2 separate regions of the Mus musculus genome follow, and region 2 is linked to region 1. The links are chromatin loops, found by intact Hi-C in ENCODE. Cell type or tissue: left cerebral cortex. All regions are shown on one strand. Each heading gives the region's core, and the rest is flanking DNA. Links, peaks and the distances in the headings are about the cores only. Region 1 has its middle 6.3 kb from the start of Cyp3a57. Region 2 has its middle 11 kb from the start of Cyp3a59.

Region 1 (6,519 bases), core at 2,042-4,541:
CTTCAAATAATTAAGATGAGACACCACGTGAAACTTTGTGTCTTGTGTCTTTAACTTAGTATGGAGTGGGGTTTTTTTCTGTGTGTATGTGTGCTTTGCCTGAATGTGTGTATGTATGTATGTATGTATGTATGTATGTATGTATGTATGTATATCTACCATGTGTTTGCCTGGTGCCAGTGGAGGCCAGAAGAGCATGGCATTTTCTCTGGAACTAGAGTTAAAGGTGATTGACACCCATCAAGTGGGTGCTGGGAAGTGAACCCAGGTCCTTCAGAGGAGCAGCTAATGCGCCACCTCTCCAGTTTCTTCTATGACGTTTCAAAGGTTCATCTCAGCATCAAGATCTAATTTTAACATTTTTTGGTAATTTCATTCATATATATAAAGAAGCTTTGGTCATTTTTACCCCATTTTAACTTGCATCTTCTTTCCACAGAAACCATTCTTCTCAACAAATCCCTCTGCCACTTTCTCTCTCTCTCTCTCTCTCTCTCTCTCTCTCTCTCTCTCTCTCTCTCTCTCTCTTTCTTTTAAATGTTTGATGTTCATCCTCTCCCCATCATCCTTCAATTCCCTCATTTATCTCCATTCTCACCTCCACTGACTTTGTTTAAAATAAATATTTATTTTAATATTATGTGTATTACTGCTTGCCTGGATGAATATCTGTGCACCACATATGTGTAGTGCCCACAGAGGCCAGATAAGAGCTTTAGATCCCCTGAAGCTGGGATTGCAAAGGGTTGTAAACTGCCATGTCGATGCTGAGAATTGAACTTATGCTAAAGCAGCCAGCATTATTAACAACAGAGTCATCCTTTTAGCCCTCAGACTCTTCTAGACCAGCATTTCTCACAACCCAGTTCTTCTCTACATGCAGCTCTTGTGCCAGTAGCCATCTCAGCTGAGTGCCTGTGATTGCAATGGTCCTGGCTTATCTGATAAACAGCATTTCACAGTATTCCTCCCTCCTCATCCTCCAGCCCTTACAATCCCAGAGGGCATCTCTTTGACAGATATAATTTATGAATAAGCCATTAACTGCCTTTTATGGTAAGTAGAGTTCTCACTCCCAGTCTGTACTTGAGAAGAGTCCATTTCAGTATCTCCACCTGCCTGATATAGGCTGATTCAAGTCCAATCTAATGAAGGCTTCTGTGTGTGCTGAGGTCATATTTTCCTATTTAACAGGGCCTATATGTGCAATCCAGCACTATAAGAAACAGGAGGTATGTGGCCTTTTTAATTTGTTTTGTGTTTTTGTGGTTGTTGTTTGACACTCAAACATCTACTTTTTTCCTAAGAATTTTTTATTAATTATTTTCTTACAATATATTTTGATTATGTTTTCCCCTCCCTCAATTCCTCCCCACCTTCTTACTCACCTGTCTTAGTTAGGATTTCATTGCTGCAAGAAGACATAATGACCATGACAATTCTTATGAAGAAAAACATTAAATTGAGGCTGGTTTGCAGTTTCACAAGTTTAGCCCATTATCATCATGGCAGGAAGCATGGCAGCATCCAGGCTAACATGGTACCAGAGAAGGAGCTGAGAGTTCTACCTCTTGATCTGAAGGCAGCAGAAGGAGATATTAATTCTATACTGGGCAGAGTGTGAGCATAGGAGATCCCAAAACTCACCCTCAGAGTGACACACTTCCTCCAACAAGGCCACACCTCCTAATAGTGCCATTCTACATGGGTCAAACATTCAAACACATGAGTCTATATGGGCCAAACCTATTCAAACCACCACACCACCCTACTTCAATTTTCTCTCTCACCTCTCTTAAACAAACAAACAAAAAAGAAAGTCTGTGTTAGGTAGGGCTTCTAAGGCTTCAATGAAACAACATGACCAAAAAACAAGTTGGGGAGGCAAGGGTTTCTTTGGCTTACACTTTCATATCACTGTTCAAAATTGAAGGAAGTCAAGACAGGAACTAAAGCAGGGCAGGAACATGGAAGCAGGAGCTGATGCAGCCCTGAAGGGATGATGCTTATTGGTTTGCTCAACATGACTTACTCAGCCTGCTTTTTTATTGAACCCAGGACTAACAGCTCAGAGATGGGCCCCACCTACAACAGGCTGAGCAGTCCTGTAGCAATAATTAATTAAGAAAATGCCCTACAGCTGTATATTATGGAGGCATTTTTTATCTGATGTTCACTCCTCTCAGAGGACTTCATCTTGTGGCAAGTTGATATAAAACTTACGCAGCACATAGGCAATAACAGAACAGTTCTGGGACAGGTACCAGACAGATGGTGTTCCAGCACTGTGACACACAAGGCAACATGGGTTCCCACCTCTAACCAAGAAACTATCTACAATTGATATGCCTTGGCAAAGGAAAAAAAAACCGTTTTCTCCAGTGGAGTCTCTTGGGTATATTAACCACATTTCTGGCAGAACCAACGCCAAGCAACTACTTATTAAGACTCTAATTTTGATCTCCATTTCCTGGGGGAAAGTATTAAAGAGATCTTGACTTTCAGTGTCCAGACCCCAAACCGTTCCTTGGCATGAGTTCCTGGAGTGAGCTGAATTCCCTTTCTCAATTCACCTGGAGTAGTGTGATTACATTAAGCTTACATGATCAGTTGTTATTTAATATTCAATGAAGCTTATGACAATGAGCTAGCATTGTAGAGCAATATCAGATAGGGGCTGCCATTGATGTTATGTGAGTTGTAACATGTTCTGGTTTGGCTGTTGGTTTTAATTACCAGCACCACCTTCTTCCCTTCTATGTCCCCCAGTCTGCAACCTTGGACAGTTTGACCATAGCTCACAGTATCAAAGTACGTGGAATAAAGACATGTTAGTTCTGAGGACCACAGAGCAATCAGGACTAAAATCACCTCCCCATGTTCAGGCAATTGAACTAGAGTTAGTACAGTTGTTTTAGAACTATTTGTTAAGATAAGCAAGAGACTGGGGTGTTTTAGCAAATGTTTGAAGTAAGAGGGATTACAAACGTGGAGCACAGCACATTCTTACTCAACTACAGGAACAGTAAAAAATTTCAAATCTTTCTAATCCTCTGCATCGTTACAATTTATTTTTGTCATCTGAAAAATATGAAAGTTCTAAATAATAGTAACTCATAGGGTTATTTATGATTCAGTGGCATAAAGAGCAAAGCATGTGAAATGGTTCCTTCTTGAGGCATGAATTCCCCCTGAGGACTATTATGCTCTACTGACTTATTCCTGAGGCTGTGCTCCCTGGAAAGTGCTGATGGAATGGCTTTTCACAGAAGAGGTGGATACCAATTGTGGAAGTAGCAAGTCTGATTTTGGATGCTGTTCTGTAAGACTTCTCCTTGGACAGATGGCAGAAGTATTTCTCCACAGTGCAACTTGATGACTCAGTGTGCTTCTTGGAGTCACTTACAGGAATATGGGTGAGGGGTGACTTCTAGGAGCAGGGACCACTCAAAGGCAGCCACATCATCCAAAAGCCTGCCCCAGGAGAGATGACAATTGACAAAATTTAACCCACCAAGTTTGGATAGGAGATCTCTGTGGAAATTTATATGGTGTCAATGGGCTCCTGATGAATTCTTTCAAGGAGTTTGTGAATAAGCTACTAAAAATAACTAGTAGAATTTTTTGGAGATCACCAAGTAGGGGTTCCTTTTGTTACACAATTGTCTTATGAGAATGCTAATACAGCTCAATGTGGGCATCTGGTCATACAAAGCAAAGGCAGACTTACCTGGATATATTCACCTTTGTACAGAAATTGTGCCCTCATACAATCAGGGTCTTGCTATGGCTGCTGCCTTGCAGGGGACTACAGTACAAGCAATGCTTTCACAGCACCAAGGTTATAAGGAATGCTTTAATTATGATGGGCATAAATCATTTTAGGAAAGACTGTCCAAAAATAGAGGCATAGATAGACAATAGAATCGCTCCCTGGAATCTGTCCTCACTGCAGGAGGGATAATCATTGGGCAATAGGCTCAAATTAAGAAATATTTACATTTGAGTTAATGCAAAGCTCAGAGTGGTCACAGGAAGGTTTGTGTGGCACTGCTTTTGTCTTGAAAACCCTGCATATGGAAGTTTTTGGGTCCTCGCCTCTTCTCTGGGTAATTACTTTTAAGCCAAAACAGCATTATTACAGATATATCCAGGTATTGTTCAAAATAAAGTTTATACTTAAGATTTATGAAAAGTCTATGAGGCTGTGGAACTTGTAGAAGCATTACAATCTGGCCTGCCTACTCCATAAAGAATTATTATTGATTTGGAGGGTTTTATTTTTCTTAGCATCCTAATAATTTTAAAGGGTTTGCTTCTAGTGAGCTTGTAATCATTGGAAAGTTTTGCCTCTAGGAATGGCTAGTAGCCTTACATTATGTAAAATAATTTTTGTCTCTTCTTCAATACAAGAAGTTAGGACTTTGAATCTTTCAGTGTATATTATTCATTACATGTATATTTTATTAGCTAATCCTTCTGACAGGGAATTTTACTACAAACCTTTGCTCTTATACAATGAGCTTTAAATTTTTGGGGAGTAGTTGTTGCTCCAGAAAAGATTTAAAGGCAATATCTTTTTCAATATTTGGGGCCTCAATTATATCCTAGAAAATTGTGGGACAGAAAATTCAAGAAAGAAAACATGATTTACTCACTTCAAATTATTTTCAAAAGCTTCCAGGAGATGTTAATTGGCTAAGTCCTCACATTAAGCTCACCATAGGAGGACTTAAGCCTTTGTTGGATGTTCACAAGGAGGATGCAAATTAATTGATGAGGGATGAATAGTTTCACAGAAAGTAGAGGAAGCTGCTATAGTCAATTGCTGATTGTTTATGTTATGTGCCCCCCAGCAATACTTTAATAAACAGAGCATTAATGTTGATTCATCTTTCTTCATCTCCAAGTAAAGTTTTAACATCTTGCCACACCCACTCCAGTGGAGTCTGAATGACAAGGACAAATGCTTGGCCATAGTCCTGAGGCAAAAAGTTTCATGGAAACTGGTCTCCTGGAGGTCCTTGGCATTCCATAACACGGATGTGGTCCAGTTTTGTCCTTGCTATAGTCGATAGAGGGTTTTGTGTGCTTTCTTTTAATATTGTTTTATTATAAGTGCCCTGTTATTCGACGCGTTCTCACGACCGGCCAGGAAGAACACAACAACCAGAATCTTCTACGGCAAAGCTTTATTGCTTACATCTTATGGGGCCAGAGTGTAAGAAGCAAGAGAGAGCGAAGCAAGAGAGAGAGAAAACGAAACCCCTTTCCTCTTTAAAGAGAACAACAATTGCCTAGGACGCATCACTCCCTGATTGGCTGCAGCCCATGGCCGAGCTGACGTTCACGGGAAAAACAGAGTACAAGTAGTCGTAAATACCCTTGGCTCATGCGCAGACTATTTGTTTACCAACTTAGAACACAGGATGTCAGCGCCATCTTGTGACGGCGAATGTGGGGGCGGCTTCCCACAGTTCCCCCTTTTCTATTAATAAGAGCAAATAGGCCACCCATATTAATGAGAGTGGAGATAGAGGTCAAATCCCCAGTGTGTAGGTAAAGGAACCATGTACAGGATTAGCTCTTAGGCTCACAGGCTTTTACCCAGAGCAACCCTGACCTGCTCCCGTGTCGTTTTGCCTGGGGGAAGGGAACTAGGACACTGAACCTTCATGAAAGATGACATGTCTCCCTAGAATAGGCTCATATATGCCGCAGAGCCTTTCCATTGCAGTGCTTAGCCTTGCAACTCTCTCGGGCTGCTGAAGCACACTCACTCTATCTCGTGCAATGAGTCTAGCCTCGTGAGATATAAGAGCTGAGTGGCCAGCGACCTATTGCCTAAGCATAGATAACCATATATCAGGGGAAGCTCCATGTTCTAGTCCTGCAAGCGCCTGGGCAATAACCACCTTGTCTCTCCTAGTTTGGGCCTTAAGCTTACAGACCAATCAAAGAAGCAACACTAATCCACAGCAAAGTGTATCTCCAAATAATATTAATCCCACCCAATTTTTTAAAGAAAGAAAATGCTGAGGAGATCCAATTGGGTAATCCTTTGGTCAGCGACAGGTCCAAGCGCGTGGAGTTGACCTGAAGTCTCAATTCTCGAAGGATCTGTTCAAATTCAGCCATCCAATTCTGTAACATATACTGAAAAAGACTTTTTGACAAATTAGCTGCCCTAGTAAATTTAACATACTGAATGGAAATAACACACAATCCCGGAAACTATTGTTCACATCCCTGCTGAGTTATTTGTCATAATACATCTAGTTGTATCTGGACAAGATCTATGAGTTGATTAACCAGCATGAGACCTCTCTGTATCTTGACATTAGCTGAGGCCTGTTTATCTATGACTGTAGTCACTGAGGCTGACAAAGTGTTAATGGTGTCAGTTGTCTGGACCTGTCCAGACAGAGCCAAGGCTGTCTGAATTAAGGCCAAACCCAGTTCCCAGTTAGTGGTAAAAAAGCAGGAGAATACTTGAGCATTATACATCACCGTCATTGG
Region 2 (6,519 bases), core at 2,667-5,166, 730 kb before region 1:
ATTTCTGCTTAATCATGTTGGAAAGTACTTTTGCTCTTGACTGCCCCTCTCTGTCCAGCAGATAGGAGGGTATGCTTCCTGTGGAGTCTTCTCATCATTCTTCTGCTTGGTGTTTTTCTTCTCATGCATCTTAATAGTCTTTTTCATTTGTATTTTCTCAGCATGGCACTGTTTACGGTAGAGCTTAGCCTTCAGGCCAATCTTTTTTTTGTTTTTTGTTTTTTTTGTTTTTGTTTTTGTTTTTTGTTTTTGCCTACTTTGAATGTTCATGGGCCTCCGGACCTTCTTTCTTTCTCTTTTTCTCATGGTAGTCCAAAAGATATCCATATCGTTTGCGGTGCAATTCAATATATTCATTTTGTGGCATTTTGACAGCTGCGGAGCAGCGGTCCACGACCTCCCGGGTCTCAAAAAACTCTTAATTTCTGGATGTCACTGGTCCATGAGCCTGCCTCTAAGCAACTCTTATAAAGGCAAATGTTTAATTGTTTCAGAGGTTTAGTCCACCTTTATCACAGTGGGAAGCATGGCACTGTGCAGGCAACTTTGATGCTGGAAGAGTAAAGATTTCTACATCTTGATCCAAAGGCAGAAAGGAGGAGACTGTCTTCTGTAGTGTGGCTGTGTCACACTGGACAGACTTGAGCATATATATGAGACATTAAAGCCCCTCCTCCATGGTGACACACTTCCTTAACAAGGCCACACATCCCTTCTAATAAGGCCATAGCTCCAAATAGTGTCACTTCCCATAGAACAAGCATATTCATACCACTACACCTGGGGACCAAGTTTTCAAATACCTGAGCCTATGAAGGCCATTTTTATTCAAGGCACTATAACATGTGACTAAAGCTTTCTGCCATATAGAACATGTTGCAATCTGAATGATGACAAGGATTTTTTGTTTTGTTACAGAGCCATCAGCTTTTGATAGCCCTTGTTAAATATTAAACAGAGAACTGGACTGACCACATGAACTTCATGAATTTCAGTTTGTCCTCACTCTGTGTCTCTGCCCAAACTACACACTAGGGACAACACCAACGCTGGCATTGGGAAGTCAAGATCTCTATCACAGACTCTCTTGGGTAATGTACATTAAAATGGAATCTAAAGGCAGCTGTTGAGCAGCCACTAATGATGACATGGATCCAATGCTTTCATGTGGCAGTGCCTCATGACTTGTCTCTGTTGATGATTAAACAAAGATCTCAACCTTGAATCCTTAGGATGTTCATAATTCTTCCATCTTCCTTCTCTCCTCCCTTTCAAGTTTCTTTGGTATCTCTATCCATTCCTTTTAAATGTTTGATGATCACCCTCACCCCTTCACCCTCCCCATCATCCTTCATTTCCCCCATTTACTTCCTTTCTCACTCCCAGTGACTTTGTTTATAAGAAAGATTTATTTTAATATTATGTTTATTACTGCTTGCCTGGATGAATATCTGTTCACCACATATGTGTAGTGCCCACAGAGGCCAGATAAGAGCTTTAGATCCCCTGGAGCTGGGATTACAAAGGGTTGTAAACTGCCATGTTGATGCTGAGAATTGAACTTCTGCTAAAGCATCCAGCCTTCTTAACAACAGAGTCATCCTTCTAGCCCTCAGACTCTTCTAGACCAGCATTTCTCACAACCCAGTTCTTCTCTACATGCAGCACTCATGCTGGTAGCCATCTCAGCTGAGTGCCTGTGATTGCAATGGTCCTGGCTTATCTGATAAACAGCATTTTACAGTATTCCTCCCTCCTCATCCTCCAGCCCTTACAATCCCAGAGGGCATCTCTTTGACAGATATAATTTGTGAATAAGCCATTAACTGACTTTTATGGTAAGTAGAGTTCTCACTCCCAGTCTGTACTTGAGAAGAGTCCATTTCAGTATCTCTACGTTGCTGCCTGATAAAGGCTGATTCAAGTCCAAACTAATGAAGGCTTCTGTGTGTGCTGAGGTCATATTTTCCTATTTAACAGGGCCTATATGTGCAATCCAGCACTATAAGAAACAGGAGGTATGTGGCCTTTTAAATTTGCTTTGTGTTTTGTGGTTGTTGTTTGACACTCAAACATCTACTTTTTTCCTAAGAATTTTTATTAATTCTTTTCTTACAATACATTTTGATTGTAACCTATTCAAACTACCACACAACCCTACTTCAATTTTCTCTCTCACCTCTCTTAAATAAACAACCAAAAAGTCAGACTGTCTTAGGTTTCTAATGCTTCGATGAAACACCAGGACCAAATACTAAGTTGTAGAGGAAAGGTTTTCTTTTGCTTACACTTTCATATCACTGTTCACAATTGAAGAAAGTCAGGAGAGAAACTCAAACAGAGCAGGAACATGGAGGCAGGAGCTGATTCAGTCTTGGAGGGATGATGCTTACTGGCTTCTCTACATGAGTTGCTCAGCCTGCTTTCTTATAGAACCCAGGACTACCAGCTCAGGGATGGGCCCCACCTACAATGGGCTGAGCCCTCCTGTAGCAATAATTAATTAAGAAAATGCCCTACAGCTGGATATTATGGAGGCATTTTTATCTGATGTTCACTCTTCTCAGAGGACTTTACCTTGTGCCAAGTTAATATAAAACTTATGCAGCACACAGGCAATAAAAGAACAGTGCTAGGACAGGTTCCAGACAGATGGTGTCCCAGCACTGTGAGGGACAAGGTGACATGGGTTCTAACCACTAACCAAGAAGTTATCTGCAATTGATATACCTTGGCAAAGGAAAAATCAGTTTTCTCTGATAGAGTCTCCTTGGGTATATTAACCACATCTCAGACTGGACCATGACCAGCAATGGCTGAGCGAACGTAAAGCAACTACTTATTAAGACTCTATTTTGATCTCTATTTCCTGGGGGAAAAATATTAAAGAGATCTTGACTTTCAGTGTCCAGACCCAAAACCGTTCGTTGGCAAGAGTTCCCGGAGTGAGCTGAATTCCCTTTCTCAATTCACCTGGCGTAGTGTGATTACATTAAGCTTACATGATCAGGTGTTATTTAATATTCAATGAAGTTTATGACAGTGAGCTAGCATTGTAGAGCAATATCAGATAGGGGCTGCCATTGACGTTATGTGAGTTGCAACATGTTCTGGTTTGGCTGTTGGTTTTAATTACCAGCACCATCTTCTTCCCTTCCATGTTCCCCAGTCTGAAACCTTGGACAGTTTGAACATAGGTCACAGTATCAAAGAATGTGGGAACCAAGACATGGTAGTTCCGAGGACCACAGAGCAATCAGGAGTAAAATTGTCTCCCCATGCTCAGGTGAGTGAGTTAGAGTTAAAACCCTTGTTTTATAAATGTTTGTTACGATAAGCAAGAGAGTGGGGTGTTTGAGCAGAAGCTTAAAGTAAGAGAGATTACAGAATCTTCAGGGTGCAGCACATTCTTACAGCGAAAAGCATAGTAGGAAATTTCAAATCATTCTAATCCTCTGCATCATTAGGATTTACTCTTGACATCTGAAAAAAATGAAAATTCTAAATAATAACAACTAATAGGGTTATTTATGATTTAGTGGCATAAAGAGCAAAGCATGTGAAATGGTTCCTTCTTGAGGCATGAATTCCCCCTGAGGACTATTATGCTCTACTGACTTATTGCTGAGGCTGTGCTCCCTGGAAAGTGCTGATGGAATGGCTTTTCACAGAAGAGATGGATATTAATTGTGGATGTAGCAGGTCTGGTTTTGGATGCTGCTGTGTAAGACTTCCCTTGGACAGATGGCAGAAAGATTTCTATACAGTGCAACTTGGTGACCCAGTGAGCTTCTTGGAGTCACTTACAGGAATATGGGTAAGGGATGACTTCTAGGAGCAGGGACCACTCAAAGGCAGTTACATCATCCAAAAGCCCACCCCAGGGGAGATGATGATTCATACATGCCACATCCCTGGGACAGTGTATGGCTTGCAGGTACTAGACAGACCAGTGTCTCCTGAGGCAGTATCTGATTCTAGAGGTCTCTCCTCAGCAAGTGTTATTGCTTCTGTGACTTGGCAAGGAGCCTCACAGACCTTTATCACAGTGTTTACTTCCTGACTCCCAGGAGCCTCCTTCCTCCCTCTAGAAAGAAATGCTTCAGTTCAGAGGAAATAATGTCACATTAGATGTTTCAAACTTTCCTCCACATGTTATGGTATGCTACTACATGAGGGCTGTGGATGAAATCCCCATAGAATTGTTCCCTTTCTATAAAGTGTGTGAAACAGCCAATAGGTTACTCATTTGGTGCCTTAGTTAGGTTTCCATTGCTGTAAAGAGAAACCATGGCCAAGGCAACTCTTATAAGGGACAACATTTAATTGGGGCTGGCTTGCAAGTTGAGAGGTTCAGTCCATTATCATAACAGAAATCAGGGCAGTGTCCAGGCAGGCATGGTATGATAGAAGATGAGAGTTCTCCATCCTGTTGTGAAGGCAAACAGAAGACTGTCTTGCAGGTAACTAGGAGGAAATTCTCAAAGCCCACTCACACAGTGACATATTTCCTCCAACAAGGCCACACCTACTCCAACAAGGCCATATCCCCTAACAGTGCCACTTCCTTGGCTAAGCATATTCAAACCACTACAATTAAGATGAAGGGAGAAATTTCCCAATGGGAGAATAGCTGTGCTGAGGTTCAGTCCTCAAAAGCAACAAATTCTCCAAATAGCCTTTGGAACCATCCACAGCATGACACAGGTGTTCTGCCTCATTCCAGACTTTGATTTATTTATCACAAATCTCTCTAACACCTATGGTGACACAGAAATGAGTCAAAATGGACAACGTGGAGGTAAGCAGAGGGGGACACATCCCTAACATGTACTTAAGGAGTCACACTCTGGTGTGGAGAAAGACATTCAACAGGAAGGCAGACAAAATTTAGTCATCACAAATCATTTCACTGATAAAAAAAGATCTGACTAGGGTGCTAAGACAAACATAATGATTCTTCCTTTTAAATTCCTAGATTTATTCAGATACATAAAATACTACAGGTATATATAACATGAAAGCTGAACAGGAACTGTCTAGGGACCAGGGGAAAGAGGGATGAAGAGGAGGGAGAAAGAAGAGAGGAAATGAGAGAGAAGAAGGAGAAGAAGAGAGAAGACAAGGAAATATTCCCAAAGCATGCTTTATTTTACACTTGTGTGAAAATGTGTTTATGTGATCTGGTGTCATGTACAATGAATATAAGCCAGTGGAAAAATTAAAATACTGATTTAAAAAGTAACATGAGGGCCTGGAGGCATAGCTCAGCAGTTAATAGTGTTTGTTGCTCTTATAGAGGATCTGAGTTCAGTTCCCAGCACCCACACAGCAGCTCATGACCATCCTTAATTCCAGGAGATCCTACTCCCTATTAAGACTACTGTGTCCTCCAGGCATGTATACATGCAGGTGAAGCATTCATACACAAAAACACATAAACCTAAAGGATAAAGGAATTTTAAAAGGAATGGAATCTAGTAGCCAACATGTCAGTAAAGTCTTTCTTGAGAAATTATTTGTGTGTGTGTGTGTGTGTGTGTGTGTGTGTGTGTGTGTGTGTGTGTACAACCTCATAGGATGACCAGCAGTCTCAACTAACCAGGACATCAGATAACCCTGCCCTCTTCTGATTTGCTCTGGTCAGAGTTTTATCACAGCAACAGAAGGAAAATCTAAGACATGTCTCTCTGGTGCAACTTTAGCATATTTCTCTTGAGTGTGACTGTCAAGATCTATGAATCACACCTCATGTCACAAAGAAGCCTGATAGGAGACCACACCAATCATTCCCATACTATTACCATACCGGTAATGCCTCCTGTAGTCCATTGAGTAGGTAGAAGTAATGAGTGATCTTAAAATGCTCTGCACATGCTATTATCTTATATCAATATAAGTTCAACTTCACAGCTTCCCTAAATTGAACTGCATAGACTGATTTTAAAATTGTTCCCAAATCTCAACTTACCAGAGTCTGTTTCTTTCCTCCTAGTTACCCTGGTAGAGATTGAATATCTGGACATACTTGTCACTTAAATCCTCAGATTAAATCCAATTGGCAACAGGCTTGAGAGTGTCAGTAAGAAATGTTTGAAGTGTTTATTCCCAAAGGAACAAGAGTGACAGTCCTAACCTTTGCTCTCCATTGAGACGAACAGTACTGGCCAGAGCTGGAGAAAAAAGGAACGCAAGACACCCCAGAAGGGACCCCCAGCCCTGAACTGTGCTGGTGTAAGCATGTGGCACATCTGTCACTGCAGATGTCAGATATAGGCTTTGAATTCATTTGTGTATATGTATTTTTGGACTGATTTTTTTTCCTCATTCAGATTTAAAATTTTTTTTTTTTACGTATTTTCCTCTTTTACATTTCCAATGCTATCCCAAAAGTTCCCCATACCCCTCCCCCTCCAACTCCCCGACCCACCCACTCCAACTTTTTGGCCCTGGAGTTCCCCTGTACTGGGGCATATAAAGTTTGCAAGTCCAATGGGCCTCTTTACAGTGATGGTCGAC

Evidence for each region. A loop is a pair of places that touch in the nucleus more often than their neighbours do. Peaks named below come from ENCODE experiments on the same cell type or tissue, not always from the same donor. Only the 100,000 strongest peaks of a DNase experiment are listed, where the experiment ranks them.
Region 2: it touches region 1 in a loop (15-fold over the local background); 4 of 42 quality-filtered maps call a loop at or near these places.

What each region holds. Positions count from the first base shown.
Region 1 is chr5:145,335,758-145,342,276 of GRCm38, reverse strand. No RefSeq gene overlaps it. Among named protein-coding and RNA genes, the nearest start is that of Cyp3a57, 6.3 kb to the left of the region's middle. In left cerebral cortex, for the core only: no CTCF peak of the experiment used is centred there; DNase peaks (open chromatin) are centred at 2,994 and 3,309; H3K27ac peaks cover 358 bases.
Region 2 is chr5:146,064,754-146,071,272 of GRCm38, reverse strand. It overlaps the pseudogene Gm8458. Among named protein-coding and RNA genes, the nearest start is that of Cyp3a59, 11 kb to the left of the region's middle. In left cerebral cortex, for the core only: no CTCF peak of the experiment used is centred there; no DNase peak of the experiment used is centred there.